Regions from separate parts of the Homo sapiens genome. Here region 2 is linked to region 1. Evidence: chromatin loops called from intact Hi-C (ENCODE). Cell type or tissue: K562. All regions are shown on one strand. Links, peaks and the distances in the headings refer to the core of each region. The heading gives the core; the rest is flanking DNA.

What was found. Hi-C counts contacts between places; a loop is a spot of excess contacts. Peaks named below come from ENCODE experiments on the same cell type or tissue, not always from the same donor. Only the 100,000 strongest peaks of a DNase experiment are listed, where the experiment ranks them.
Region 2: it touches region 1 in a loop (3-fold over the local background); 2 of 110 quality-filtered maps call a loop at or near these places.

What each region holds. Positions count from the first base shown.
Region 1 is chr11:124,315,296-124,330,863 of GRCh38, reverse strand. It overlaps LOC112268069 (a long non-coding RNA gene), which reads right to left and starts at 14,804. Exons shown (of 3, transcript XR_002957213.2): 1 at 14,766-14,804; 2 at 12,458-12,538; 3 at 7,640-8,040. OR8D2 (olfactory receptor family 8 subfamily D member 2) reads left to right here and starts at 10,667. Exons shown (of 1, transcript NM_001002918.1): 1 at 10,667-11,602. The coding sequence starts at 10,667. The coding sequence ends at 11,602. It also overlaps the pseudogene OR8B7P. In K562, for the core only: no CTCF peak of the experiment used is centred there; no DNase peak of the experiment used is centred there.
Region 2 is chr11:124,378,653-124,394,220 of GRCh38, reverse strand. OR8B2 (olfactory receptor family 8 subfamily B member 2) reads left to right here and starts at 9,722. Exons shown (of 2, transcript NM_001005468.2): 1 at 9,722-9,847; 2 at 10,861-11,827. The coding sequence starts at 10,878. The coding sequence ends at 11,819. In K562, for the core only: no CTCF peak of the experiment used is centred there; no DNase peak of the experiment used is centred there.

The DNA.
Region 1 (15,568 bases), core at 3,696-8,695:
ACATCCAGTTATTCCAGCACCATTTGTTGAAAAGACTGTTCTGTCTCCATTTAATTGTCTAGGCATCCCTCTCAAAAATAAACTGACCATAAATTATGTGTGTGTGTGCATGCGTGCATGCATGTATAATCTAGTAAGTACAGTGAATTTGTGTCTATTCGCTAATTCTTTTGTTTCTTCAATTGTTATTTATATGAGCTTCTTACTATACTGGCATCTTTTTTTTTTTTTTTTTTTTTTGAGATGGAGTCTTGCCCTGTCGTCCAGGCTGGTGTGCAATGGCATGATCTCGGCTCACTGCAACCTCTGCCTCCTGGGTTCATACAATTCTCCTGCCTCAGCCTCCTGAGTAGCTGAGATTACAGGCACTTACCACCATACTCAGCTAATTTGGTATCTGTTCTTTAAGGGCTACTATTCCCATTGGTTAACAGATAAAAATAAAGGTACAGGTGGTGGTAAAATGCTTGCAGATGACTATATTCATCATTTGTTATCATCCAGAACAGGAAGAGTGAAGGTGGGGAGGAAAGAGGAAGAGTTCTTCAGTGCTTTCTTTTCTTGAAACACTCTGAAAGAACTGCCTTAGCTTGTAAAACGCATGAGCTCAAATGCTTTTCATAGTGACAGAAGGGGAAGTGAAAGGAGAGTACAAAATACTTATCAAACTTTTCTTCTACCAGATTGCATTTTGTAATATTTTCTTCAGTTGTTAAAATTAGACATATATTCCAAGAATCTTAATTGAGTTTTGAGGCAAAATTCAATGCTTTATCCTACTTAAGAGTCTTCATTTGGATTATTCCTTAGAACATCTTTTTTCTTTTAATTAGTACAAATCTTATCTAAGTCAATAGTTCCCATCAGAGGGTGCTATTTACCTGTGTTACTACTGAAACATTAATTTCCACATGAGAAAATGTCCATGCTGTAATATGGACCACTTCAGCCACATGGCTACACGCCTTAATTCATAGGGAGCATTAGCTTAATTTTTCACACTGTATTCATTATGGTACAGAAGAAAATTCTTATTTTTATGGCAATTTACATTTGTAGGGCTTTCTCCTGAAGATCCAGTGCTCCCTCTGTTTTGCCATGGATTATATTCCAAAATATGTGGAGAATTTTAAGATCTAGCAAAAATTTTCCCTCCCACCAGCCCCTGGAAACCCATAAATACCCTACTTTCTGCTCCTGTTAATTTGACTATTTTAGATTCCATGTATAGGTGAGATCCTGCAGTGTTTCTCTCTGCGTCTTGTTTCTTTCACTTAGCATAGGTCCTCCTCATTTTAAGCGGTAATCTAAGACTTAGATACACCACTTTCTTTCCCATTTTGTGCATTTCTGACACTTAAGTAAAATGGTGGAGGATCAGAGAAGATTCATAGACATTAGGCACCTTAGGGAGAGTAGTACCTCAGTTACTACTATTTCTCTCCATAAACAGAACTCTCCCTGTTCTAGATGTAGGTCTTTTATTCTATGACATGTGCAGTAACTTAACATTTTCTAGATGCTGGTCCTTTGTGGATTAGAAACAGTGTTCTTTGTTCCCATCCCACCTGGGTCTAATCTGTATTAGAAGCCAGCACCCAGGTTGCTGAAGCCTCTACCTCCAATTTTCCTGGTGAAGTGAAAACTCAAGTGAATGGAGCAATGATGAGAGGAGAGAATGACGATTCTGTCCTGGTTATACAGGTTAAATATCCCTTATCCAAAATGCTTGGGGCCAGAAATGTTGTGGATTTCTTATCTTTTCAGATTTTGGAATATTTGCATTACATATTTAGGGGTAGAGCATGCCAAGTCTGAAAATTTGAAATCCAAATGCTCCAATGAACATTTTCTCTGAGCATTGTGTTGGTGCTCAAAAAGTTTCAGAGAACCAGTGTTTTGTTTCATTTATCTTTCTTTTTGTTGTTGTTGTTTCAATTTCATTTAGTTCTGCTCTGATCTTTGTTACTTCCTTTCTTCTGCGAGGTTTGGGTTTGGTTTGTTCTTGTTTCTCTAGTGCCTTGAGGTGTGACCTTAGAATGTTAGTTTGTGGTCTTTGAGTCTTTTTGATGTAGGCATTTAGGGATTTGAAGTTTCCCCTTAGCACTGCTTTTGCTGTATCCCAGAGGTTTTGATAGGTTTTGTCATTACTGTCATTCAGTTTGAAGAATTTTTAAATTTCTATGTTGATTTCGTTTTTGACTCAATGCTCATTCAGGAGCATGTTATTTAATTTCTATGTATTTGCATGGTTTTGAATCTTCCTTTTGGAGTTGATTTCCAGTTTTATTTCACTGTGGTCTGAGAGAATGCTTGATATAATTTCAATTTTCTTAAACTTACTGATGCTCATTTTATGACCTATCATATGCTCTATCTTGGAGGAAGTTCCATGCGGTGAACAGGGAACACTTCTACACTGCTGGAGGAAATGTAAACTAGTACAACCACTATGGGAAACAATGTGGAGATTCCTTAAAGAACTAAAAGTAGAACTACCATTTGATCCAGCAATCCCACTACTGGGTGTCTACCCAGAGTTAAAAAATCATTATACAAAAAAGATACTCGCACATGCATGTTTATAGGAGCACAATTCACAATTGCAAAATTGTGGAACCAACCCAAATGCCCATCAATCTATGAGTGGATAAAGAAACTGTGATATATTTATACAATGGAATACTACTGAGCCATAAAATGGAATGAATTAATGGCATTTGCAGCAACCTGGATGAGACTGGAGACTTATTCTAAGTGAAGTAACAGAAATGGAAAACCAAACATCGTGTATTCTCACTGATATGTGGGAGCTAAGCTTTGAGGACACAAAGGCATAAGAATGATACAATATGTAAGAATTAAAGAAAGAGGAAAGAAATACAAAGTGTGGCTCAACAGTCAACAATGACAGGTTTATTTTAGAAAACAAACCTGAGAGGGGCTTCTGGCTGAGTTAGGTCAGAGCCACACTCTCTTACAGACAGTTTCTTTAAGGATTCAGGGTGGGAGAGCTTATCAGAGGCTTGGACTGCTTCTGTGTTTCTTTGTTGTGCTCATCTGGGAGGGAGAGTTGTGTGTCTGTTCCCATACATCTTTCTGCAGCTGCAGGAATACCCCATGAGTCTGCTTTTAGCTTTCCTATCTTAGCATACCTGAAGGGAAAGGAATGTGTTTATTAAGGCCCATTGTTTTACTGGGGACTATTGAAGTTTGGCAGTTACCCAAAAGACTTTCCTCCCACCTTCCTCTGTGCCCGAGCTGTCTTATCTGTGTTTTACTGTCTGCTCTTTCTGGCTTCTTGTAGTTAGAAGAGAAGTGATTTCCTTGAAATCCATGAGGCTAGAAAGGGAGCTGGAACTTAAAGTGACTGAGATGATGGTGCTCCTGCTCTGTCACAGTGGACTTTGGGGACTTGGGGGGATGGATGGGAGGGGGGTGAGGGATAAAAGATTACAAATAGGATGCAGTGTATACTTCTCAGGTGATGGGTAAATCAAAATCTCACAAATCGCCACTAAAGAACTTACTCATGTGATCAAAACCACCTGTACCCCAATAACTTATGGAAAAATACAAAAAAGTTTAAAGAAAGAAAAACAAGTTTTAGATTTTGAAGCATTTGAAAATTTGAATTTTCAGATTTGAGATGCTCAACATGTAGCTGATAAGACATCATGAATGGACTATTCTAATTGGTTTAAGTGTTTTTAAGCACTTTTAGTATTTTTTTAAACTCAGTGTCTCACAATTAAAAATACAGAAAAAGTTGGAAAATGTTTACATTTTAAGACCACAGTGGTTTCTGTCTTAATTTCTTTATTTACCCCAAAGTCATCCAGGAGCATGTTGTTTAATTTCCATGTAATTGCATGATTTTGAGGAGGGAGAGAAGCAGAAAAAATAACTATTGGGTACTAGGCTTAAGAGCTGGGTGATGAAATAATCTGTACAACAAAACCCCCATGACATGAGTTGATCTATATAACCAAACTTCACATGCAGCCCTGAACCTAAAAGTTAAAAAAGGACCCCAATGGTATAATAAGCAAGGAACACTAATAAGAAGAACCAAAGATTTTATTTAAAGTTAATACCTGAAACTGTACAACTCTTCTACTCATCATACTGAATTAGTTTTACTCTTCAATATTTATTGAAAAGAAAATCATCTCCTCCAAGGTGTTCATTTCTTAAAATAATGCATTTTTTAAAAAATATCTCAAGAACGTAGCCTCCAGTTGATGATATCAGTTGGAAAGTTTCTAGCAACAAGTTATAGAATGTTCCAATAAAAACCTATTTTAATTAGGAACTATTTTTTCCTCATGTAACAATAAATCTGGAGGGAGCGTGTCCTAGGATTGATTTAGCAACTAAGCAATTCTCATCAACAACCAGGGCTTTTCATGCCACTGTCTTCAGTCTGCTAGTTTTAGACCTCAGGCTTATCACTTCACAATCACAAAATGGCTGTCATAGCTCCATGAATGACATCTAAACACAACTGTACCCAAAGATGGAAACAAGGCAACAAGAAATACAGCTCTCCATACATACCTCTCTTTATATCTATCACGAGGTGAATCCTTTCCAGAAGCTAGTCGATGGCTTCCCTTCTCCCTTTAATCATGTGGCTATGTCACATGGCCAATTTTAGATGTAAGGACAGATGACAATGAGTATGTCCTATGGCCTCTGCCTCTAATTTTATTGATGAGAGGCGGGAGGACGCAAGTGAATGAAGAAATGATGAGATGAGAGAATGCGGATTCTGTCCTAGTCCACCCTTCTCCCTTACCCCTTGGTCTTTCAGCAATCATGTTTGCATATGGCAGCACTGGCTGTAGGCTAAAGTGGCACTGCTCTTTGCTCTATCTAGTTTAATAAGACTCTAAAAAGCCTAAGTCAGTGTCACCCAAGTATCATGACTTTGGTAAAGCCAGATTCTGAGGATCCAGGTTGGGCTAGTTTCAAACAATATCCCACATTGTGGGAGAAAATACTGTGGGAAGAGCTGGGTTGTCCTCTAATGCAACACTTTTCTCCTTTGTCCACAGCTTTCCATAGAGAAGAATGGCTCCTGGAAATATTTCTACTGTGGCTGAATTAATTCTGGTGGGGTTAAAAGACCAGACAGATCTCCAACCGCCCCTGTTCTTCCTGTTTCTAGTAATGGGTGTGGTTGCTGGGTAGGGGAATTTGGGCTTGGTAACTCTGATTGTGTTCAGTTCATACTTTCATGCACCCATGTACTTTTTTCTTTTTAGTTTAGCTTTTATAGACCACTTTTATTCTTCTGTGTTTATTCCAAAAATGCTGATGAACTTCATAACAGAGAAGAATATTATTTCCTATGCGGGTTGCATGTCAGCTTTTTTTTCTTTCTTTTTTTTTTTTTTTGTTATTTCTGAATGCTATGTTTTGACGTCAATGGTCTCTGATCACTAGTGGCCATGGCCATCTGTAACCCGCTTCTGTATAACATTGCCATGTCCCCTAAAGTGTGTTCCAGCCATATGCTTGGTTCCTACTTCTGGCCCTTTTCTGGGGCCATGGCCCATACCAGGTGCATGCTGAAACTGACCTCCTGTGAGGCAAACACCATCAACCACTACTTCTGTGACACCCTTCATCTGCTCCAGCTCTCTTGCACCAGCACCTACGTCAGTGAGTTGATGGTTTTCATTGCAGCAGGCATCATTTTCACTGTGCCCAGTATCACCATCTTTATCTCTTATTTTTTTACCTCTCCATTATCCTATCAGCTTCACTGAGGGCTGGTCAAAATTTTTCAGCACCTGCAGTTTCCACAAAATTGCCATTTCTCTGTTCTTTGGATTAGGTGCATCATTGTGTCTTAAATTATCCTCAACTGGGACTATAAATGAAGGTAAAATATCTTCTGTCTTTCACATTGATGTAGTTCCCATGATAAACTCCTCAATTTACAGCTTAAGAAACAATGATGTTAAACTTGCCTGGAGAAAAATCCTAAGTTGGAGAAAATTTCCATTTGAAACTATCTCTCTCCATGCATATAGTTACAGGACAAGGAGATTCTGTGGGTTTAATTAAAATATTTTCAGTGGCAACTTTCTTATCTTGTTTCTTTCTTAAGAAAGAAAGACATTGCTCTGCAGGGACATGGATGAAGCTGGAAGCCATCATTCTCAGCAAACTAACACAGGAACAGAAAAGCAAATACCACATGTTCTCACTTATAAGTGCGGGTTGAACAATGAGAACACATGAACACAGGGAGGGGAACATCACATACCGGGGCCTCTCAGGGGTGGGGGACAAGAGGAGGGAGAGCATTAGGACAAATGCCTAATGTATGTGGGGCTTAAAACCTAGATGACGGGTTGATAGGTGCAGCAAACCACCATGATACATGTATACCTATGTAACAAACCTGCACGTTCAGCACATGTAACCCAGAACTTAAAGTAAACAAAAAAAGAAAAAGAAAGAAAGACATTGGAGTATTCTCTTGATAATTTATTTGTACTTTTTATAGAGTAGATCTTCCTATTTTCTTAATCATTGTATAATTTATTTTTCTCACTTTTTTCTTGTTGAGTAATAACTTTGAGGAAGAAGTTTATTATACCTGTTTCTTTATTCATTGCCATTTTGAACTTCATTTTGTTTTCTACTGGAAAAAATGAATAGCCTGACAATAAATGAACCAAGTAACAATAGAACAACATTGTTGTATTGGGATGGTTTTTTGCCACTTGCTGTTGGAAACATGAATTAGACAATCTATTTTAACTCTCATCTTTACATCCTCTACTGAGAAAATGGATGTTTCCTTTAAATGCCAGAGATTGAAAGTTTCATAAAGACTATCAATTATAACCCACTTTGCATCTATAAACACTGTTCATTATGCTTCCTTTGGCAAAGAGTTTTCTTATTTACCTTTGTGCCTTCAAAGTAGCATATAACAGATGTTCAATATGTGTTTATTGCATGGTCAGGAAAGGGAGGCTCAGAGTGGTTATTGATTTACTTATAGTCACCCAGCTTCTTAATGAAAAAACTTAGAATAAGCTATTAGCCTTCTGATTTTAAATTGACTACTCTTTCTAGTTTACTTTGCTTCTACTTCATTCTATTATTTTATTTCAGCAAGTACAATATATAAAAAAATTGCTATTTTGAATGTTGACTGCTTAGTTCTGAAATGAAACATGACTTTTTCTCAGGTAGGGTATTGTTTTTCCATTTATCTTGTGTGTATGTTTAGGAAAATCATTTGAAGGTTCTTTTTGTTGGGAAAGAGGAGGCCTGTTGAGCTGGTATAGTTGAAAGGTGAGTGGGTTAAACAGAGGGGAGACTTTTCAGCCAAATTTTTTAAAAAGGAGAATTTTGAATGTGTAAGTACTAGTAATTTAGAGAGTAGGGGCGTGGGAGAGGAAGGAGTCAGCAAAATGTCATTAAGTTAATACCCAAGAAGACACATGGCCAATAAATGCAAGGTCCCTCTGTGGGAAATGGTCAAAGAAGTTTTAGAAACTGCATTTTATTCCGAATTTGTATGCCATTCTGTAAAGTACTGTAATTATTCTGCATTATCCATTAAGCTTTGATTAAACACATAATCCACAGTGAATGTACATTAGTTTTGTCAAAAGATAAAATTATAACACATTTGATTTAAAGCTCTAATTGGCTTTTATTTGCCATTCTAGAATGGGGCAACACCTCATTCTGTAAAATAGAAGTAGGGGTATGGGAAAGAAAGGAGCCAGCAAAATGTCATCAAGTCAAGACTCAAAAAGACACATAACCAACCATTGATAATTGGTAGGCACCAATATGATTAGCCCAGTGTGTCAGAGATTGTTGCTGTTCACTGTTCTTCCAGAACACACATTTCCCAGTGTCTCCTGCAGTGCCGTGTGGCATGTGACTATTTTAGAGATGATGGATGCTATTCCAGGGCTACATTGTTCCCTTTTAACTTTCTCTTTGCCCTTTTCTGGGCTAGATGCAGATAACCAATGAAGCCACACTTAGGTGATGAAGCTATAACGAAAACCAGAGAGTGATTGCAATAGAATCAGGATAGAGAATGGAAGGATGGATGGAGCTACAATAAAAAGGGGGCACATAGAGGGCTCTGGGGTGCTGGTGATATTCTATTTATAGATCTGCATGGTGGTTAAAGCTGCTCATTTTATAGTAGGTGGAAGTATATATATTTTCTACATTTTTATATATGTATTTAAGCTAAATTTCACAATACAATAAGGTTATAAAACTTTGATTACAGCTATACTCAAGTGAACAGTAAACTAATCCATGAACAAGATTGAGAATAAGGCCTCAGTATGTGGGAACAACTTCCTAGTACAGATGGCTCACAGAAAGGAGAATCGGCAGAGGTAGGGTAACACTTTTAAAAAACTTAGAGTAATTCAGATCATAGCAAGGAAGAGATGATTGTCTTTACCACACCAGATGATAAATGTAGTCATTACTCTTGATGTCTGTGGGAGAAGAAAGTATAAATACAATCTCATGGTATAAATTTGTAGAGGGAGAGCATCAGGACAAACAGCTAATGCATTTGGGGCTTAAAACCTAATGCATTTGGGGTGCAGCAAACCACCATGGCACATGCATACCTATGTAGCAAACCTGCACGTTCTGCACATGTACACCAGAATTTAAAGTAAAAAAAGTAGTATGTTATATATCATTATGCTTAGCTTAATGAGTAATAAAGAGGGTAAAGTTCTCATTCCATAGCACGTAATTTTAAATTCTTAACCTTTCTACTTTATTGAGATAGTCTTTTCTAAAAGAAATACTCTAGGCATTATTTGTGATAGTTCTGTGATGAAAATAATTTGGGAATATATCAATATAGAAATGTTACGGATATAGGAAAGAATGTGCTTCAATCACTAGACCTATTATTAAGCAGCCTCCCTTGGGTGGCAATGCGGCTGTTAGGCAGGATTCATATCCAACACAGGGTCCATGCATGCACATCAGCCAATAGTAAGGGAGGGTTCCACAAGCCTGGCATGGGAACTAGGCAGGGAAGAGAAGGGGACTTAAGGCAGAAGCAGGAACCTGGACAAAGGAAAAGGCAGAGGCTCACGACAGAGGTGGGAACTTCAAGAAAGTGTCGGACATCATCTCAAAAACCCAGTGCAGAACTCTCAAGCTGCTGCTGGCTCACTCCCCTTCAGCAGCCAGCTCTGTCTCACCTTTCCAGAGTGTACTGTCTCTCTCTAAATAAGCTCTCTGCTATTTTTCTTCAACAAATTCTCTTTTTGGCTAATTCAGTCATTTGGTAGAATATTTTTCCAAGTAAGGCTAAAAATCTAGAATTCCTGAACTTCCCGTAACAGGGCTTGTTAGAGTTGCATTCTGGTAACTCTGATTCTCTTTCTCTTAGAGTATTCTCTAATTCCCCTAATTCAGAAACATGGCTGTCTTCTCAAGTGCTCTTGGAGATAACACCCCACCTGTCAGCTTTTAAATCGATATACATATTGAGTACCCTTAAAACACTGTAGAAGCAAATTTTTATAAATTTTTGTTTGTGATCATAAAAATATGTTTTTATGCAAAATAAAAGCAAACAACATCTCACTCTATGTATGGAGTTTTTCCTCCCTTGACATTTTTTCTCACTTTGGAAAAAAATTATGAAACCTGATGTCTTAGGTAATATACAGTGTTTCAGCTGAAAGCAACACACCCTGAATCCTTTGCTTAAACTTTAGGGGAAACGAAGTCAGGGAATAAGAAATCTCCAGTTCAGATCTCACAGCTTTGAAAGAGAAAGGTCAGTGAGAGTTTGGCCATGAATAATGGATAGCAGGAAAGGGCCAAGGAGGGAAGCGCTGAGTTGCTGATGGTTCAGGTCTTACACCTGAAAGTCAGCCTTACTTCTTTGCTTCTTTGCTGTTTCTGGAACAGGAAAGATCTAAACTAGAATCTCAGGATAGCCCTTGGCACAACATTTCTGTCAACCACATCCACACTGAGTACAAGAATCTCCTGGCCCACTCAAGTTTTCCATTCAAAGAACAGAAGTGAGCTAATGAGGGTCAGAATTGATTAGAACCATTTCCATACTTTTTTTTTTTGTACTAAGGTCTCTTTATAGACGTCTTTTATGTTTCTTATTTCCTAGTTTTAGCAAATGCTAATTATGTTGATTCATGTTGATGGGTAAGGAAACTGAAATGGACTACTTTTATATCATCAGAGCTGGATTAGAAGCCATGTTGTAACAAAGTCTGAAGGTTCTATTGGCATATGCTCAGATAAAGAAGGTAAGCAGTGTTGTTTTAATGGTAGCAATGACAAACTAATTAGATTTGGAAAGTTTGTGCTTCCTCCAGCAGTGAGGTAATTATGGGCATAAGCCTGGAAACAAAATGGGAGGACTCTTACTAAAAGAGGAGCATTCAACAGGGTTTTGGGTGAAATCAAGGTTCTTGGTTATACTCATAATATTTGCCCTTGATCTTGTAAGAGGTCCCTGAAAAGAGGCAATCATGGGACAGATGAGGCTCTCAGGAATGGAAGCAACCAACATGGGGCATGTCATTCTGCTTTGGGAATCAGAAAATAAATCTAATGTCTCTCTTTTCTCTTATTTCTTATTACACATAATACCTTAAAAGACATGGCTACTTCAAACCATTCTTCAGGGGCTGAGTTTATCCTGGCAGGCTTGACACAACGCCCAGAACTTCAACTGCCACTCTTCCTCCTGTTCCTTGGAATATATGTGGTCACAGTGGTGGGGAACCTGGGCATGATCTTCTTAATTGCTCTCAGTTCTCAACTTTACCCTCCAGTGTATTATTTTCTCAGTCATTTGTCTTTCATTGATCTCTGCTACTCCTCTGTCATTACCCCTAAGATGCTGGTGAACTTTGTTCCAGAGGAGAACATTATCTCCTTTCTGGAATGCATTACTCAACTTTATTTCTTCCTTATTTTTGTAATTGCAGAAGGCTACCTTCTGACAGCCATGGAATATGACCGTTATGTTGCTATCTGTCGCCCACTGCTTTACAATATTGTCATGTCCCACAGGGTCTGTTCCATAATGATGGCTGTGGTATACTCACTGGGTTTTCTGTGGGCCACAGTCCATACTACCCGCATGTCAGTGTTGTCATTCTGTAGGTCTCATACGGTCAGTCATTATTTTTGTGATATTCTCCCCTTATTGACTCTGTCTTGCTCCAGCACCCACATCAATGAGATTCTGCTGTTCATTATTGGAGGAGTTAATACCTTAGCAACTACACTGGCGGTCCTTATCTCTTATGCTTTCATTTTCTCTAGTATCCTTGGTATTCATTCCACTGAGGGGCAATCCAAAGCCTTTGGCACTTGTAGCTCCCATCTCTTGGCTGTGGGCATCTTTTTTGGGTCTATAACATTCATGTATTTCAAGCCCCCTTCCAGCACTACTATGGAAAAAGAGAAGGTGTCTTCTGTGTTCTACATCACAATAATCCCCATGCTGAATCCTCTAATCTATAGCCTGAGGAACAAGGATGTGAAAAATGCACTGAAGAAGATGACTAGGGGAAGGCAGTCATCCTGACAAAGAGGGTTCTCATTGGCAGCCAGAAAAAATAAACCATATAAAAAGTTGTTATAGGATCTTTGTAAGTTTCTGTCTCTCTCGGAGAGAGAAAAATTATCATCACTTAAAAATGTATATTTTATATTAGAGAATGATTAAGACATTTTTGGAGATTATGAAACAAAATTTTCTGATGGTCAATATAATCTTCGAAAATGTATTAGAGAAATGGGAGATGACAGAAGAGGAAGGGCAAATAAACATTAAAAACAATTTATTGAACATATTACTTTTGAAAGCCCAGGCTGGTCTTGAACTTCTGGCCTCAAGTAATCCTCCAAACTTGGCCTCCCAATGTGCTGGAATTAGAAGCCTGAGTCACGATCCTCAGCCTTGAAATAGTTGATTTAATGGATGACAGAGCATGATTCACAAAGACTTTTAAAGGCTGGAGTGATAGTCGCATTTAATGAGATTTTAAAAATGTACATGGGTAATATAAGATTCTATACTTCTATAAAAATGGAGAGAGTGGGAAAAACTTTATTTAACTCCAGAGAATTAAGGATTTTTGACAATATAAGTAAAAAGCATAACTACCTAGAAAGTTACTGTTACCTTGTCTGCATTAGCTACATTTTAGTATTTAGAATGAGGAACATTCTAGTTATCACTTGCACAACAGCAATTAGACTGTGTCCACTTGAAAGTAATTTACTTTGTTGATATTACTATTTAAGAGGCCACTGGCATTCTGAAATATATTCTGAGACGCATGGCCATGATGAAGCAACTTGAAATCACACATTCATTGATTTGTTTATTCTTTGGGTCATTCATTTAAGGAATACTCATTGAATGCCCACTACATACCTGTCACTATTCCTCATACTGGTGATAAAGAGATGAACAAAAGTCACAAACTCCTTGCCTTCATTAGATTTAGGTTTTAGCCTGAAAGAAAGGCAATAAACAGGGAGAAAAATACATCATAGAATCTCAGATCATAAAATGTCTTAGAAAATAAAGCCAAGAGGATAGAAATTGCTCACAGATATTAGAGGATAATTAAGTTACACATAGGAGTTACACACAGAAGGGCTGTAGGCTAGTTATTGAGGTTTTAGTAGTTCTTGCCACAGAGCACAAGTAGGCTAAAGAAGACTCTTCCAAAAATCAGAACTATCAAAAAATAATTAGCTATCTTGGGAATTTATGAACTATCCAGCAGTAGGGATTTAAGTACATATTCCAGACAGAATATTCAACCATTCTGTCTGGAATATTTCTGAGAAGAATCAAATGCTGGCTAAGAATATGACCAAACTGATCCCTTTGTTCATTGCTAACACTGAGGTTTTATGATCCATTCATTTCATCACCTTCTGATACTTTCTATTCCATCTCTTTTTATCCTTTCCACTATCTGAACATGCCTACTCCCCCTTTCCTATAATCTCTTTTATTCCCTTTCTCTTTTTCTTCCACTTTACAAGTTCCCATAAATCAGAACTAATTGTTTGGAAGTCCTAACTAGAGCAATCAGACAAGAGAAAGAAAGGGCATCCAAATTAGAAAGGAAGAAGTCAAGTTATCGTTGCTTGCAGATGACATGATCTTATGTTTAGAAAAGCCTAAAGATGCCACCAAAAAAAACTATTAGAACTGATTTGGAAAAGTTCAAATTCAATTTGAACTTTTTTTCTGGACTTTTTGAACTTTTCAGAGAAGTTCAAATTGTTCAGAAAAGTTTAAATTCATTTTGTACTACTGAACAAACTCAGTAAAGTTGCAAGATATAAAGTTGACATACAAAATCAGTAGCATTTCTACATGCCAACAGTGAGCAATCTGAAAAAGAAATTTAAGAAGTAATCCTATTTACAATACCTACAACTCAAATAAAATACCTAGAAATTAACCAAAGAAGTGAAATATCTCTACAATGAAAATTATAAAACATCGATGAAAGAAAGAGAACACACACACACACACACACACACACACACACACACACACACAAATAAAAAGTTATTCCAAGTTCACGGACTGGAAAAATCAATATTGTTAAAATGTTCATACTACCCATTGCACTCAATCTACCAATTCAGTGCAATCCCTATCAAAATATCACTGGCATTTTTTCACAGAAATGAAACAACAATCCTAAAATGTATGTGGAACCACAAAAGATATAGAATAGCCAAAGCTATCCTGAGCAGAACAAAACTAGAGGAACCACATTACCTCCCAAACTGGAGGAATCAAATTATACAACAAGCTATAGTAATCAAAAGAGCATGGTACTTGTATAAAAGCAGACACAAAGACCAATGGAACAGAATAGAGAACTCAGAAACAAATCCATACATATTCTCATTTTTGACAAAAGAGCCAACATACATTGGGGAAAGGATTGTCTGTTCAATACTTGATGCTGGAAAACTGAATATCCATACGCAAAAGAATGAAACTTGACCCCTGTCTCTCACCATATACAAAAATAAAATCAAAATGGACTAAAGACTTAAATACAAGACCTTAAACTATGAAACTACTAAAAGAAAACATTGGGGAAATTCTCAGAACATTGGAGTGGGCAAATAGTTCTTGAGGGATACTCCATAAGCACAGACAACCAAAGCAAAAATGGACAAACGGGATTACATCATATTAAAAAGCTTCTGCACAGCAAAGGAAACAATCAACAAAAGTGAAGAGATAACCCACAGAATGGAAGAAAATATTTGCCAAATATCCAACTGAAAAGGGATTAATAAGCAGAATATATAAGGAGCTTAAATGACTCTATGGGAAAAATCTAATGATCTGATTTTAAAAAGAGCAAAACATTTGAAATAAATTTCTCAAGAGAAGACATAAGAATGACAACATGTATATGAAAAGGTGCTCAACATCACCGATCATCAGAAAAATGCAAATCAAAACTACAATGAAATATCATCTCGCTCCAGTTAAAATGGCTTTTTTTTTTTTTTTTTTTTTTTTGAGATGGAATCTCTCTGTCACAGGCTGGAGTGCAGTGGCATGATCTCCCTCACTGCAACCTGCGCCTCCCGGGTTCAAGCGATCCTTCTGCCTCAGCCTCCTGAATAGCTGGGGTTACAGGTGCTTGCCACCACGCCTAATTTTTGTATTTTTAGTAGAGATGGGGTCTTACCATATTAGTCAGGCTGGTCTCAAACTCCTGACCTTAGGTGATCTGCCTGCCTTGGCCTCCCAAAGTGCTGGGATTACAGATGTGAGCCACCATGTCCAGCCTCAAACTGCATTTTGTAATATATATTACTTTATGACTTCCCTGTGAGGCAAATGAGGAATATTTTACAGATGAGAAAATTAAAGTTTGACAAGGTTAAATTGCCTTTTCCACAGATAGTAACTATAAAACCGAGATAAAAGTCTGAGTCTCCTAAATGCCAACCAGGATTATTTCTCTCTTTTCATCATAAACAATTATTGGTACGAAATTGAAAACATTTTTACCATGAATTCTGAATCAAAGAATAGTTGAACTACAAAAAAAATCCTTCTGCTTCTAGTATAAGTTTTTCTCATCATAAAAGTTCTAGCACTAAGAAATTTGAAAAATAATTTACTTAATTCTGATTATTTTATTGATAAGGAATCTAAGTCTTAGAGTCTCAATGACTTCCTTAGAGACACATATTTATTTTAATTAAATGAACATTATATATATAATTATATATAATATATATATATATGGTTAGTTCAATGCCCACTACACAGTGAGCATCTATAAGCAGTATTACTAATTATGATACTATAAAAAGGAGTAGTTGTTATAATTGATGATATTAGTATTGGGGCAGATTTGAAACTAAAACAAGATACTGAGTAAATCCAGTTCTGAATCAACTATATTAACATATTTTTTATGTGTAAACATTACTAGAGATCTGTGGATGCTTTATAGCTGACTTCATTAAAGAAGTGAGTCAC
Region 2 (15,568 bases), core at 6,644-11,643, 60 kb before region 1:
AATGTGTAGGTTAGTTACATATGTATACATGTGACATGCTGGTGTGCTGCACCCATTAACTCCTCATTTAGCATTAAGTATATCTCGTGCTAACCCTCCCCCCTCCCCCCACCCCACAACAGTCCCCAGAGTGTGATGTTCTCCTTCTTGTGTCCATGTGTTCTCATTGTTCAATTGCCATCTATCAGTGAGAATACGCGGTGTTTGGTTTTTTGTTCTTGCGATAGTTTACTGAGAATGATGATTTCCAATTTCATCCATGTCCCTACAAAGGACATGAACTCATCATTTTTTATGGCTGCATAGTATTCCATGGTGTACATGTGCCACATTTTTTTAATCCAGTCTATCATTGTTGGACATTTGGGTTGGTTCCAAGTCTTTGCTATTGTGAATAGTGCCACAATAAACATACGTGTGCATGTGTCTTTATAGCAGCATGATTTATAGTCCTTTGGGTATATACCCAGTATTGGGATGGCTGGGTCAAATGGTATTTCTAGTTCTAGATCCCTGAAGAATGGCCACACTGACTTCCACAAGGGTTGAACTAGTTTACAGTCCCACCAACAGTGTAACTATTTCTCCACATCCTCTCCAGCACCTGTTGTTTCCTGACTTTTTAATGATTGCCGTTTTAACTGGTGTGAGATGGTATCTCATTGTGGTTTTGATTTGCATTTCTCTGATGGCCAGTGATGATGAACGTTTTTTCATGTGTTTTTTGGCTGCATAAATGTCTTCTTTTGAGAAGTGTCTGTTCATATCCTTTGCCCACTTTTTGATGGGGTTGTTTGTTTTTTTCTTGTAAATTTGTTTGAGTTCATTGTAGATTCTGGATATTAGCCCTTTGTCACATGAGGGTTGTGAAAATTTTCTCCCATTTTGTAGGTTGCCTGTTCATTCTGATGGTAGTTTCTTTTGTTGTGCAGAAGCTCTTTCATTTAATTAGATCCCATTTGTCAATTTTGGCTTTTCTTGCCATTGCTTTTGGTGTTTTAGACATGAAGTCCTTGCCCATGCCTATGTCCTGAATGGTAATGCCTAGGTTTTCTTCTAGGGTTTTTGGGGTTTTAGGTCTAATGTTTAAGTCTTTAATCCATCTTGAATTAATTTTTGTATAAGGTATAAGGAAGGGATCCAGTTTCAGCTTTCTACATATGGCTAGCCAGTTTTCCCAGCACCATTTATTAAATAGGGAATCCTTTCCCCATTGCTTGTTTTTCTCAGGTTTGTCAAAGATCAGATAGTTGTAGATATGTGGCGTTATTTCTGAGGGCTCTGTTCTGTTCCATTGATCTATATCTCTGTTTTGGTACCCGTACCATGCTGTTTTGGTGACTGTAGCCTTGTAGTATAGTTTGAAGTCAGGTAGCGTGATGCCTCCAGCTTTGTTCTTCTGGCTTAGGATTGACTTGGTGATGCGGGCTCTTTTTTGGTTCCATGTGAACTTTAAAGTAGTTTTTTCCAATTCTGTGAAGAAAGTCATTGGTAGCTTGATGGGGATGGCATTGAATCTATAAATCACCTTGGGCAGTATGGCCATTTTCACGATATTGATTCTTCCTACCCATGAGCATGGAATGTTCTTCCATTTGTTTGTATCCTCTTTTATTTCATTGAGCAGTGGTTTGTAGTTCTCCTTGAAGAGGTCCTTCACATCCCTTGCAAGGTGGATTCCTAGGTATTTTATTCTCTTTGAAGCAATTGTGAATGGGAGTTCACTCATGATTTGGCTCTCTGTTTGTCTGTTATTGGTGTATAAGAATGTTTGTGATTTTTGTACATTGATTTTGTATCCTGAGACTTTGCTGAAGTTGTTTATCAGCTTAAGGAGATTTTGGGCTGAGACAATGGGGTTTTCTAGATATACAATCATGTCATCTGCAAACAGGGACAATTTGACTTCCTCTTTTCCTAATTGCATACCCTTTATTTCCTTCTCCTGCCTGATTGCCCTGGCCAGAACTTCCAACACTATGTTGAATAGGAGTGGTGAGAGAGGGCATCCCTGTCTTGTGCCAGTTTTCAAAGGGAATGCTTCCAGTTTTTGCCCATTCAGTATGATATTGGCTGTGGGTTTGTCATAGATAGCTCTTATTATTTTGAGATACGTCCCATCAATACCTAATTTATTGAGACTTTTTAGCATGAAGGGTTGTTGAATTTTGTCAAAGGCCTTTTCTGCATCTATTGAGATAATCATGTGGTTTTTGTCTTTGGTTCTGTTTATATGCTGGATTACATTTATTGATTTGCATATATTGAACCAGCCTTGCATCCCAGGGATGAAGCCCACTTGATCATGGTGGATAAGCTTTTTGATGTGCTGCTGGATTTGGTTTGCCAGTATTTTATTGAGGATTTTTCCATCAATGTTCATCAAGGATATTGGTCTAAAATTCTCTTTTTTGGTTGTGTCTCTGCCAGGCTTTGGTATCAGGATGATGCTAGCCTCATAAAATGAGTTAGGGAGGATTCCCTCTTTTTCTATTGATTGGAATAATTTCAGAAGGAATGGTACCAGTTCCTCCTTGTACCTCTGGTAGAATTCGGCTGTGAATCCATCTGGTCCTGGACTCTTTTTGGTTGGTAAGCTACTGATTACCTCAATTTCAGATCCTGTTATTGGTCTATTCAGAGATTCAACTTCTTCCTGGTTTAGTCTTGGGAGAGTGTATGCGTCGAGGAATTTATCCATTTCTTCTAGATTTTCTAGTTTATTTGCGTAGAGGTGTTTGTAGTATTCTCTGATGGTAGTTTGTATTTCTGTGGGATTGGTGGTGATATCCCCTTTATCATTTTTTATTGCATCTATTTGATTCTTCTCTCTTTTTTTCTTTATTAGTCTTGCTAGTGGTCTATCAATTTTATTGATCCTTTCAAAAAACCAGCTCCTGGATTCATTAATTTTTAGAAGGGTTTTTTTTTTGTCTGTATTTCCTTCAGTTCTGCTCTGATTTATTTCTTGCCTTCTGCTAGCTTTTGAATGTGTTTGCTCTTGCTTTTCTAGTTCTTTTAATTGTGATGTTAGGGTGTCAATTTTGGATCTTATTAGCTGATTTTAAAAATTAGCATAAGGCTGTGATAATCAAGACAGATTAGTTTAGTTATAAAGACAGGTGAACAAGTCTATGAGATAGAATAGCAGATTCAGAAACAGAGCCTCACTCACGCGGTCAATTGATTGTTGACCAAGGAACAGAGTAATTCCATTGAGAAAGAAAAGGCTTTGAAGCAATTGTTGCTGGATGTACTGCCTATCCATAAGGAAAACACCAAACCTTGACCTCTACCTCACACTATACACAAAACTTAATCTAAAGATGGACCAAAACCATTCACAAAAAAGCTTAAACTATGGATCTTCTAGAAGAAAACATATGAAATTGTGTTGGTGCAGGCATAGATTTCTTAGCATTATTCTATAAAGCACTAAGCCCCAAAGGAAAAAAAAAAACAAATAAACTTAATTAAAATGAGATTATCTATTTATCAGAAAAGTTCTCATAGGCAAACACAGGCTAGAAAAATATTTGTAACTATATATTCAATAAAGTATTGTGTCCACATATATATCTCAACTCATTACTTAAAATATATATCAAAAAATACCATTTAATAAACAGACAAATGATTCAAATGACATATCCGAAAGCAAGCTTTCGGGTCTCAAGCCAAGGATGGCTTTGAATATGGCCCAACACAAATTCGTAAACTTTCTTAAAACATTTTGCTATTTTTTGGTGACTTTTTAAAGGCTGATCCGCTATCATTGGTGCTAGTGTATTTTATGTGTGGCCTAAGATAATTCTTCTTCTTCCAATGTGGCCTAGGGAAGCCAAAAGATTGGACACCCCTGTCCTAAAGGAAGACATGCAAATCAATAAACACCTGCCAATGTGCTTAATTTGTTGTAATCTCTTAGAAGTATAGTGAATAGCTGGATAGCACTCCCTTACCAGCTGTTCCATCCCCCCTCATTGCATTGCCTGGAATTTGTGCCTATCCTCTTTCACTACATTACCTAGACTTTGTCCCAGTCAAGCATTTATCAGGCCTTCTGGTTGGTCTCCTTCCTTGTTAGTCCCAGCAGTCTCTGAGTGGAGCCTCTACTTGAGAGGGCCAAGCACAAGCTGTGGGGTATTTCCATACCTCAATTAATTCAAGCGCCAATCCTACAGGGCTTCTCTGACATTTGAGAATCTGGTTATGCATCCCCTTTCTATTTTTCCACGAGTTCTGGGAGTGGTAGCTATTTTCCACACTTTATTAGTCTTCATATTTTCTCTGTGCCAATGTTTTGCTCTTTCCCCCTTCCAATATCTGTATAACTAATTCTCTGTTTAAATATCCTCTTTAGGAAATGCATAGCATACTACTGGCTTTTTTGGCAGGATCTTTTCTGATACATGGAACACACTGTATGTGATTTTTATGGACTCTCTTGTCCATGTCATAGACTATAAACTTGTCCAGTTAGCACATGTCAAACCCTCGTGTCAGAGCTGTCCAACTTCCTGATTAGTCTGGAATATTAACGTAACTATAGTTTTTCTCTGCCAAAATGATTTTTAACAATCAATTTTTATCCCTGAAGTTATAATTAAACCTAGGAGTTCTGGGGGGCTCCTTTTCAAAAACTACATGTGAGAGCCCATCTAAGATTAAAACCCTGGTAGAATTAAGCAGGAGAAAAGTGAAAAGAGACACACTCACTCATGATATGACTTGATTCTACTTTGTCCAGCATACAAGAAGTCATCCACATCCTTGACTTACCAGTTTTACACACATTTTTGGTGTAAGCTGTCTTATTCCTATCACTTAAATGGAAAGAACCCCAATGTACTTTGTAAAGATTGCATAGTAGCACATTCTACATTGTATAACACAATTCTGCATAGTGTAGTCATTAAATAAAGCAATTTTCCATTCATAGATACCAAGTATAAAACTTGCTCCACCAGTATGCATTTTGACTTTGAAACAATTGATTATCCCTCTTAGTTTTGGATTTCTTATATGTGAGATAGGGGTGTCTGGTTCAGAGGGTGATCATAAGGGTGATATGAGAGAAGGTAGATAAAGAATTTAGGCTGGGCGTAGTGGCTTATACCTATAATCCCAGCACCTTGGGAGGCCGAGGCAGGCGGATCATGAGGTCAAGAGATTGAGACCATCCTGTCCAACACGGTGAAACCCCGTCTCTACTAAAAATACTAAAATTAGCCAGGCGTGGCGGCACGCACCTGTAATCCCAGCTACTTGGGAGGCTGAGGGAGAAGAATCACTTGAACCCAGGAGGTGGAGTTGCAGTGAGCCGAGATCACTCCACTGCACTCCAGCCTGGAGACAGAGCGAGACTCCATCTCAAAAAAAAAAAAAAAAAAGAATTTCACACTCTGATTGGCAAACAATAACTAAAGGAGGTACAAGTTTCAATTTTAATTTCCTGGGTTATATTTCTGATTAGACTGAGGAATCCTATGGGCAGGGCCTACTTTCTGTGTTCACAGTAATTATAACCTAAATGCAAAAAAGAAGGTCATTTGATGAAATAAATCAGTAGAATCTCTAAAATAAAGATAATTTATGGGATTTTAGGCCTCATGCATCATCAACTCTGAGCAGAATACATCTGGTCAAGTCCTGGGAGCTTGAAATGCCAATCTCCGGGCTCCTGTAAGCTTGGTGTGCTCCTAGGCATTGTTCTAGAAATGCAACTGGAGGACTCTGGTTAAAGATGGCAGTCTTAATGTCAATGCATTGTCTGTATTCTTTGCCCAAAGTCACTAATGTGATAGAAAAGGGATTTAAAACAAACCCACGGCCAATATCATACTGAATGGACAAAAACTGGAAGCATTCCCTTTGAAAACTGGCACAAGACAGGGATGCCATCTCTCACCACTCCTATTCAACACAGTGTTGGAAGTTCTGGCCAGGGCAATCAGGCAGGAGAAGGAAATAAAGGGTATTCAATTAGGAAAAGAGGAAGTCAAATTGTCCCTGTTTGCAGATGACATGATTGTATATCTAGAAAACCCCATTGTCTCAGCCCAAAATCTCCTTAAGCTGATAAACAACTTCAGCAAAGTCTCAGGATACAAAATCAATGTACAAAAATCACAAGCATTCTTATACACCAATAACAGACAAACAGAGAGCCAAATCATGAGTGAACTCCCATTCACAATTGCTTCAAAGAGAATAAAATACCTAGGAATCCACCTTACAAGGGATGTGAAGGACCTCTTCAAGGAGAACTACAAACCACTGCTCAATGAAATAAAAGAGGATACAAACAAATGGAAGAACATTCCATGCTCATGGGTAGGAAGAATCAATATCGTGAAAATGGCCATACTGCCCAAGGTGATTTATAGATTCAATGCCATCCCCATCAAGCTACCAACGACTTTCTTCACAGAATTGGAAAAAACTACTTTAAAGTTCACATGGAACCAAAAAAGAGCCCGCATCACCAAGTCAACCCTAAGCCAAAAGAACAAAGCTGGAGGCATCACGCTACCTGACTTCAAACTATACTACAAGGCTACAGTCACCAAAACAGCATGGTACGGGTACCAAAACAGAGATATAGATCAATGGAACAGAACAGAGCCCTCAGAAATAACGCCACATATCTACAACTATCTGATCTTTGACAAACCTGAGAAAAACAAGCAATGGGGAAAGGATTCCCTATTTAATAAATGGTGCTGGGAAAACTGGCTAGCCATATGTAGAAAGCTGAAACTGGATCCCTTCCTTACACCTTATACAAAAATTAATTCAAGATGGATTAAAGACTTAAATGTGAGACCTAAAACCATAAAAACCCTAGAAGAAAACCTAGGCATTACCATTCAGGACATAGGCATGGGCAAGGACTTCATGTCTAAAACACCAAAAGCAATGGCAAGAAAAGCCAAAATTGACAAATGAGATCTAATTAAACTAAAGAGCTTCTGCACAAGAAAAGAAACTACCATCAGAGTGAACAGGCAACCTACAACATGGGAGAAAATTTTCGCAACCTACTCATGTGACAAAGGGCTAATATCCAGAATCTACAATGAACTCAAACAAATTTACAAGAAAAAAACAAACAACCCCATCAAAAAGTGGGCAAAGGATATGAACAGACACTTCTCAAAAGAAGACATTTATGCAGCCAAAAAACACATGAAAAAATACTCACCATCACTGGCCATCAGAGAAATGCAAATCAAAACCACAATGAGATACCATCTCACACCAGTTAAAACGGCAATCATTAAAAAGTCAGGAAACAACAGGTGCTGGAGAGGATGTGGAGAAATAGGAACACTTTCACACTGTTGGTGGGACTGTAAACTAGTTCAACCCTTGTGGAAGTCAGTGTGGCCATTCCTCAGGGATCTAGAACTAGAAATACCATCTGACCTAGCCATCCCATTACTGGGTATATACCCAAAGGACTATAAATCATGCTGCTATAAAGACACATGCACACGTATGTTTACTGCGGCACTATTCACAATAGCAAAGACTTGGAACCAACCCAAATGTCCAACAATGATAGACTGGATTAAGAAAATGTGGCACGTGTACACCATGGAATACTACGCAGCCATAAAAAATGATGAGTTCATGTCCTTTGTAGGGACATGGATGAAATTGGAAATCATCATTCTCAGTAAACTATCGCAAGAACAAAAAACCAAACACCACGTATTCTCACTCATAGGTGGGAATTGAACAATGAGAACACATGGACACAGGAAGGGGAACATCACGCTCTGGGGACTGTTGTGGGGTGGGGGGAGGGGGGAGGGATAGCTTTAGGAGATATACCTAATGCTAAATGAGGAGTTAATGGGTGCAGCACACCAACATGGCACATGTATACATATGTAACTAACCTGCACATTGTGCACACGTACCCTGAAACTTAAAGTATAATAATAATAAAATAAAAAAATGAAGCAAATCAGAAGGGAAAAAAATAAATAAATATATAAAAATAAAAATGGTGTTCGCTCCCAGGGACAAAAAAAAAAGGTAGAATTAGAACAACTCCCAGATTTTGGAAATTAGACAGTAGATAAACAAGCAGTATCTGCACTGGCATTCTTACAACATCTGACCCTATGATAGAACTGGGAAAACCAAGAACACACCTGATTTACACACAGTCTCCAACATTCTCACAATTTCACGACAGCAGATATTTCTGGAAGAAGTGAGGATGGGGCAGAACAAATGGAATGCTTAAAAGTCTGTTTAAGAATTAATTAGAGGCCAGGCATGGTGGTTCATGCCTGTAATCCCAACACTTTTGGGAGGCTGAGGCAGGAGGGTTTCTTGAGACCAGGAGTTCAAGACCAGCCTGGGTAACATAGTGAGACCCCCTATCCCTACAAAAAATTAAAAAATTAGCCAGGTGTGGTGGCATGTGCCTGTAGTGCCAGCTACTTGGGAGGCTGAGGTGGGACGATCTATTGAGTCCTGGAGGTTGAGGCTGCAGTGAGCTGTGATTGCACCACTGCACTCATGCCTGGGTGACAGAGTAGGACCCTGTCTTTAAAAAAAAAAAAAAGAGAGAGAGAGAAAAAGAAAAAAAAGAAAGAATTCTGTATCCTGACTTAGGTTTTTGTTACATAAATAGGTACATAGGATTCAACTGCATAGATCTACACACACACACAGACACACACACACACACACACACACACACACACGCATGTTAAATTGCTGAATAAGGTCTGTAGTTTCTTTAACATTATTGAACCTATGTCAGTTTCCTGATTTTGCTATTGTCCTACAGTTGTGGAAGATGTCTCTGTGTGAGGAAGCTGGGTGAAGTGTCCAAGGGAATCTACATATACTTTTGCCACTTCTTGTGATTCTAATAATTTTAAAATAAAAAGGTAAAAAATATAGATGCCTTCTCACAAGCACAAATTCCTACCTACCGGGAAATTCTGAAGTCATACTGTCTTAAAATGAGGGCACATGATTAGTGATTTTTCTTACAGATTTGATTTTAACCTGTTAAAGGCAAAGACATGTTGAGTTAGAGCAACCCAAGATAATTAAATTTTGATGAAATAAAGGATCATTCTATGTTACACAAAATTTTATTTAAAAAATCTGAAATCAATTAAAAGTATCCTTTTCTTTATTCTTTTTCTTTTCTTTTTGCCTATAAAGTATGCAAAACTAAAAATGGATTATTTAAAAGGACTCACAATATTAAAAATGAGCATAGCAATAAACTTTACTAAATTATACATACATACTTGTTAAAGCTAACACTGCCGATAATTATAATTAGCAAAAATTCTGACAATCTTTATGTTTACATCTTTATACATGACAGCAGAGGCTCTTTCTCCTATGCCCTGTGGATTGTATAATCCCTGATGAAAAGTTTACATCTACAACAACAAGTTAGGCTGTAAACACAGGCATATAATTTCTTCCCTGCAGAGTGTGTCATGGTAGGGGAGGTCCTGAGAGAGACTTACTGTTGGTATGTAATCAGGTCTAAGAATTATGAGCCTTGAGCAAATGCCATGTCTCTATGACGGTGGACATGGTGGGTCTGGTGTGAAGTCTGATTTTCTAACAAACCCTCTTGGCAAATTTATAAATAGTTTGATCTACACCTCAGAATGATTCCCAGAACATTCAGATTCTGAGATCTATGCTCAATGCTTTTGCCAGGTAAGGGAGAAGAAGATTCTTTGACTACATGTGGTCAACGTAGATACCTTCACCACCAGTTCTACCTCCAGGGCAGTGGAGGTGAAACACATATCAATGGTCAGCACTGAGTTCTCTGAGTGGAAGGAAGGTGAGTTAATCAAGTTTCTATTTCTCTCTCCTGGATGTTGCTGAAAAATGGGGAAAAGTATTTATTCAATAGCAAGAAACTTAGTGGTATGGAGCTCTGACTCTCGGGCTTGCATTTTTCTCACACTGTTCTCTCTGTTGGCTTCATTCTCAGCCTGGTATCAGGATAGCAATAGCAGTTCCAAGTGACACATCCAGAACAGAGGAATGCCAGGAAAGGAGATTTGTCTCTTTATTAAAAATATATTGACATGTGCTATACATATAGAAGAGTTTAAGGGTCATAAAAATACCAGTTTGGTAAAATTTTACAAACTTAACAACTAATATAACTGTACCCAAATTAATTATGTTTCCCTTATGCCTTCCTACAAAGACCTGTGAAAGCACATTCAGCTTCCTTTCTTCATCCTCTGTCTAGCTAGGATGGAATAGAGGAGAATGTGTAGAAACACTTATGTGATTTGTATGTGGTGAATCATAAGGCCTCGACTACTAAGGGTCTTCTTTTATCACCCGGTGACTTCATGGATTCTTATAGTAAGGTATCTAGAAACCCTATAGGAGACCCCTGTCTAGGAAACAGAATATCAGTATGGTCTCCGCCCTAAAGGAATCCTCCCTTACCTGGTGGTCATCACAGGGAAATTGAAGTGTCTAGTAGAATAATGGAAACATAAGTAGAAACTAGGAAGTGAAGGGACAGATGGAAGTGAGGGAGATGAGACACATCCATATAACCCAAGCTCAACAGCAGGTAGGCCTGTGCCTCAGCTACTCCACCTCTGTGTCTTCTAGTAAGGACAGGAGCAATTGTTTGTCACATTCAGTCTGTACAGACAAAAGACACTGACTGAAATGTTGAGGAGTGGGAGTGGCAGTACATTCAGTACATTCAGATCCCATGAAACAAAGAACTCACCCAAATTCCTACAGCCTGAGTCCCCTCCTCATTAATGAGATTTTGTAAAAAGAAATCTGTGTTCCTAATAGAATTTTCTTTTGTCTTCCCAGATTTTTGAAGACAAAAAATGCTGGCTAGAAACAACTCCTTAGTGACTGAATTTATTCTTGCTGGATTAACAGATCATCCAGAGTTCCGGCAACCCCTCTTTTTCCTGTTTCTAGTGATCTACATTGTCACCATGGTAGGCAACCTTGGCTTGATCACTCTTTTCGGTCTAAATTCTCACCTCCACACACCAATGTACTATTTCCTCTTCAATCTCTCCTTCATTGATCTCTGTTACTCCTCTGTTTTCACTCCCAAAATGCTAATGAACTTTGTGTCAAAAAAGAATATTATCTCCAATGTTGGGTGCATGACTCGGCTGTTTTTCTTTCTCTTTTTCGTCATCTCTGAATGTTACATGTTGACTTCAATGGCATATGATCGCTATGTGGCCATCTGTAATCCATTGCTGTATAAGGTCACCATGTCCCATCAGGTCTGTTCTATGCTCACTTTTGCTGCTTACATAATGGGATTGGCTGGAGCCACGGCCCACACCGGGTGCATGCTTAGACTCACCTTCTGCAGTGCTAATATCATCAACCATTACTTGTGTGACATACTCCCCCTCCTCCAGCTTTCCTGCACCAGCACCTATGTCAACGAGGTGGTTGTTCTCATTGTTGTGGGTACTAATATCACGGTACCCAGTTGTACCATCCTCATTTCTTATGTTTTCATTGTCACTAGCATTCTTCATATCAAATCCACTCAAGGAAGATCAAAAGCCTTCAGTACTTGTAGCTCTCATGTCATTGCTCTGTCTCTGTTTTTTGGGTCAGCGGCATTCATGTATATTAAATATTCTTCTGGATCTATGGAGCAGGGAAAAGTTTCTTCTGTTTTCTACACTAATGTGGTGCCCATGCTCAATCCCCTCATCTACAGTTTGAGGAACAAGGATGTCAAAGTTGCACTGAGGAAAGCTCTGATTAAAATTCAGAGGAGAAATATATTCTAATTAGAAGCAGTAATGATGTAAAACAATTGAAGGACTTCAAATTTTTATTAGTGTTTTTCATGAAGAGATTTTGTTGTTTCTACAGATGGTGTTATGTGTGATTTAATAAACTTGTCTTATCATTTCTCTTATGAGATCATCTTGTGTCTTCTTTTTTGTTTTTGCATCTCTGGCACTTCTCGCAATATTACTAAAGAGGTCATGGCATATTTGTAAAGGGAACATATGCACTGATATTTTTCTTCATCATTTTCTACCTTTCCTCTCTCCTGGGCTATTCTTAATTGGAAAAATGTGGTAAATTTCATGAATTATAAAAATGTCAAAGTCACAGCTTTCTCACCTAAACACAGAAGTGCCAAATATGATAGAAGCATTCTTATTTTTATCAACATTGTTACAGATATAGGCAGCTGGATTTGATGAAATATATCCACTACAAATGGTAGGTAATTTAAAGCAGAATCAGTTCCCCTTGATCTTGTCCTTTTGTTCTATGTTGTCACCATTTTGCCTTTTATTATTCTGACTTTTCTTGTTCCCTTTGAGAATGGCAAAATTTGTACCACATGCCGTTTGCTTTTGAGAACCTCTATCATTCCAGTCCATTTGATACAGCAGAGAATATGTGTATCTCCACCTTTTATTGCCAAAGGCAGCATTAACAGAGGATGATTAGAGAAATAATACATGTGCACCTCAGGATTCCAATAAGGGGGAATATAGTTTACATTATAAAACTTCATTTATTACTGTCTAAAACAGCACTGAAAATTTTGAAAAAAAGCATGTAGTTCCTACTGTAAATGTTATTTTTTACTCATTATAGGTAAATACTGCACATTGTTAGTAGAAATATTTTATACAACATTTTCCTTATCCAGTGTGGTTTATCATAAGGAATGTATATTAATATTAATAAACTATATTTCTACAAATATTTTGTGAGCCTACTTAAACTTTATCTCACCAATAAGACATGAAACACATTTTATATAAAGGTTGTCACCCAGATAGGAGTGCAGTGATTCGATCATAGCTTACTGCAGCCTCCAACTCCCGGGCTCAAGTAATTCTTCCACTTCAGCCTATAGTTTAAGTTTTTTGTGTGTGTATGGTTTTGGTCCATTTTTAGATTAACTTTTGTGTACAGCATGAGGTAGAGGACTTCTTCAGCATCCTGTGTAGCTGGGAGTACATGCACACACCATCATGCCTCCCTAATTTTTAAATATTTGGAGAAAAAAATTTAACTCCTGGCCTCAAACAATCTTCCTGCTTCATCCTCCCAAAGTGCTGGGATTACAGGTGTGAGCCACTGTGCCTGGCTGAATTGGAGTACCTTGCTTCTTACACCAATAATAAATGTATTATTTTAATTAATAATTAATAACATACAAAAATAATGACAATTATAAATCTGAACAGCTTTGGGGTTTAATTTATATTTTTGGAGGTGGAGTGTGGTAGTCTCAGAGAAGAACAGCTCAGCTCCCCATGAAGAGACCCAGCAGTGGGGTGCATAGCTGACTGAAAGTCTATAGCTGCACTTCTTTGGATCCACCATGGTGTTTAGGCAGAGTCCATTCTTACTCTGAGATGCCCTCCACCAATGACTCAGCAGGGTGGGTGGGACTTAAAGAGAGCTGGCAATTTCCATCTAACATATGTCTTTTCTGATAGGAAATCTTTGTTTAGAGACTTCCTATCCTCCTGACCAAGACTTTTTAGAACTGCTCTATGGTCTGAGATTTTCCTAACCGATCTTTCCATTTTTTTCTCCTTTCGTAGGTGACTTTCATCCTGGTCTGAGGCCTTCATCGCTGACTCTTGCTCCCTCCAGTTTTATCCTTAATAGGCATTTATAACAAAATATGTGTTGCAAGTCTTATCATTTCTTGACATCTCCTACTTAAGGGACCCTAAATGGCAAAGAAGACTTACATTAGCTGATTTTAAAAATTAGTATAAGGCCGTGACAATCAAGGCAGATTGGTTTTGTTATAAAGTCAGGTGAACAAGTCCATGGGATAGAATAGAGACTCACGCCTGTAATCCCAGCACTTTGGAAGGCCAAGGTGGGTGGATAACCTCAGGTCAGGAGTTCAAGACTAGCCTGGCCAACATGGTGAAACCCCGTCTCCACTAAAAATACAAAAATTAGATGCGTGTGGTGGCACACACCTGTAATACCAGATACGTGGGAGGCTGAGGCAGGAGGATCACTTGAACCTGGGAGGTGGAGGTGGCAGGGAGGTGAGATCACAACACTGCACTCCAGCCTGGGTGACAGAGTGAGACTGTGTCTAAAAAAAAAGTAAATAAAAAAATATGAAGTTGAATCTACATGACGGCATGTACTGAGAAGAGATTTACAAAAAAAAAAAAAGGGTAAGAATATATAAAGAAATAAGAAAAAATATATGGAATTATAGGAAAAAAAGACAAACAATTACAGTACTTGATGAATTTTTTGTGAATAGTGTTTAAAAATAGGCTTAATAATGTAACAGAGGAATATTGTTACAACCGAATTTATAATTATAATCCTATTGGTAGGAATTGGTACTGGGGGCCAGGAAGAGGAGGTGTGTGTGTGTTTTCAGTGGTGGTGATAGACCTGAAAGGTCCAAATTCTCACCTTTAAGGAGTCTAAGTTAGAAAACCATTAGAGTAATCCAAATTTGAGATGAAGAGGGACTGTGAAAGCTGTAGAATTGAGAGAAAGTCCAGATCATTCAAAGAGGTGGATTCTCTGGGACTTGGAGACTGGAAGAGATAGTAAGGGAGAAGGAGGTGCTTAAGTTTACTTTGTGGATTATATGCCCAGACGGTGGTAAAAATAATTTATAAAATGATGACCTGAGAAGGAGCAGCCCTGGGAAGCCTAAGAAAACACTGAATTCAATTTGGAGCACTTTGAACTTGAGACACATAAATAGACATAAAGTAGAACTTTCTGAAAAACAGTTATGGCAGAAGTCCAGGCTATACAGACAGAGCAGCGATTCTCAAATATGGGCAATGTTGCTCCCCAGGTGATGTCTGACAATGGAGAATATTTTGATTTAGTGATTGGTGTGTCTGTATGGTAGGGGGAATATCACTGGCATCTAATGGGTGAGGTCAGGGATGCTGTGCTGTGAGTCCTGTGCTACACAGGACAGCCCCACAACCAAAACTTATCCAAAATGTAAAAAGTACCAAGATCAATAAATCCTGATTTTTATATATATGGATGAGTAACAGGGGCAGGGGTGCCAACACCTATCAGGTTCTTATTATGTGTCAGGCACATTTCTAACACTTTATGTGAATTAACTCATGTAATTCCCACAAAACGCTATGAGATAGCTTTTTAAAATTAGCCTTAGTTTGTAGATATGCATAGGTTATATAGATACAAATATACATACATAAGGGGCAGAGAAGTTCTATCACTTGTCTGAGGTCTCAGAGAAAGTTAAGAGGCCTGGATGTAAACTCAGCCTGACTTGAGGGCCTGCTCCCATTCCCTCAACCATTTTGCTACATCTCTATTGAGGTGGAATCCACAAGCATGTATAGTGTTAAGGGTATGATCTAATATTTTATTAACACAATCCAGGGGTCTTGTAGGAAGGTAGCAGAAATGGCAAGTGACTGTGCCCTGGACATTTCCCCTGTAGAATTGTGCATAGACTCCAGGGAATGATTACAAAGGGAGGAGCTCGTCCTTCTGCAGTGGGGATTAGGACTTCTTGATGCCA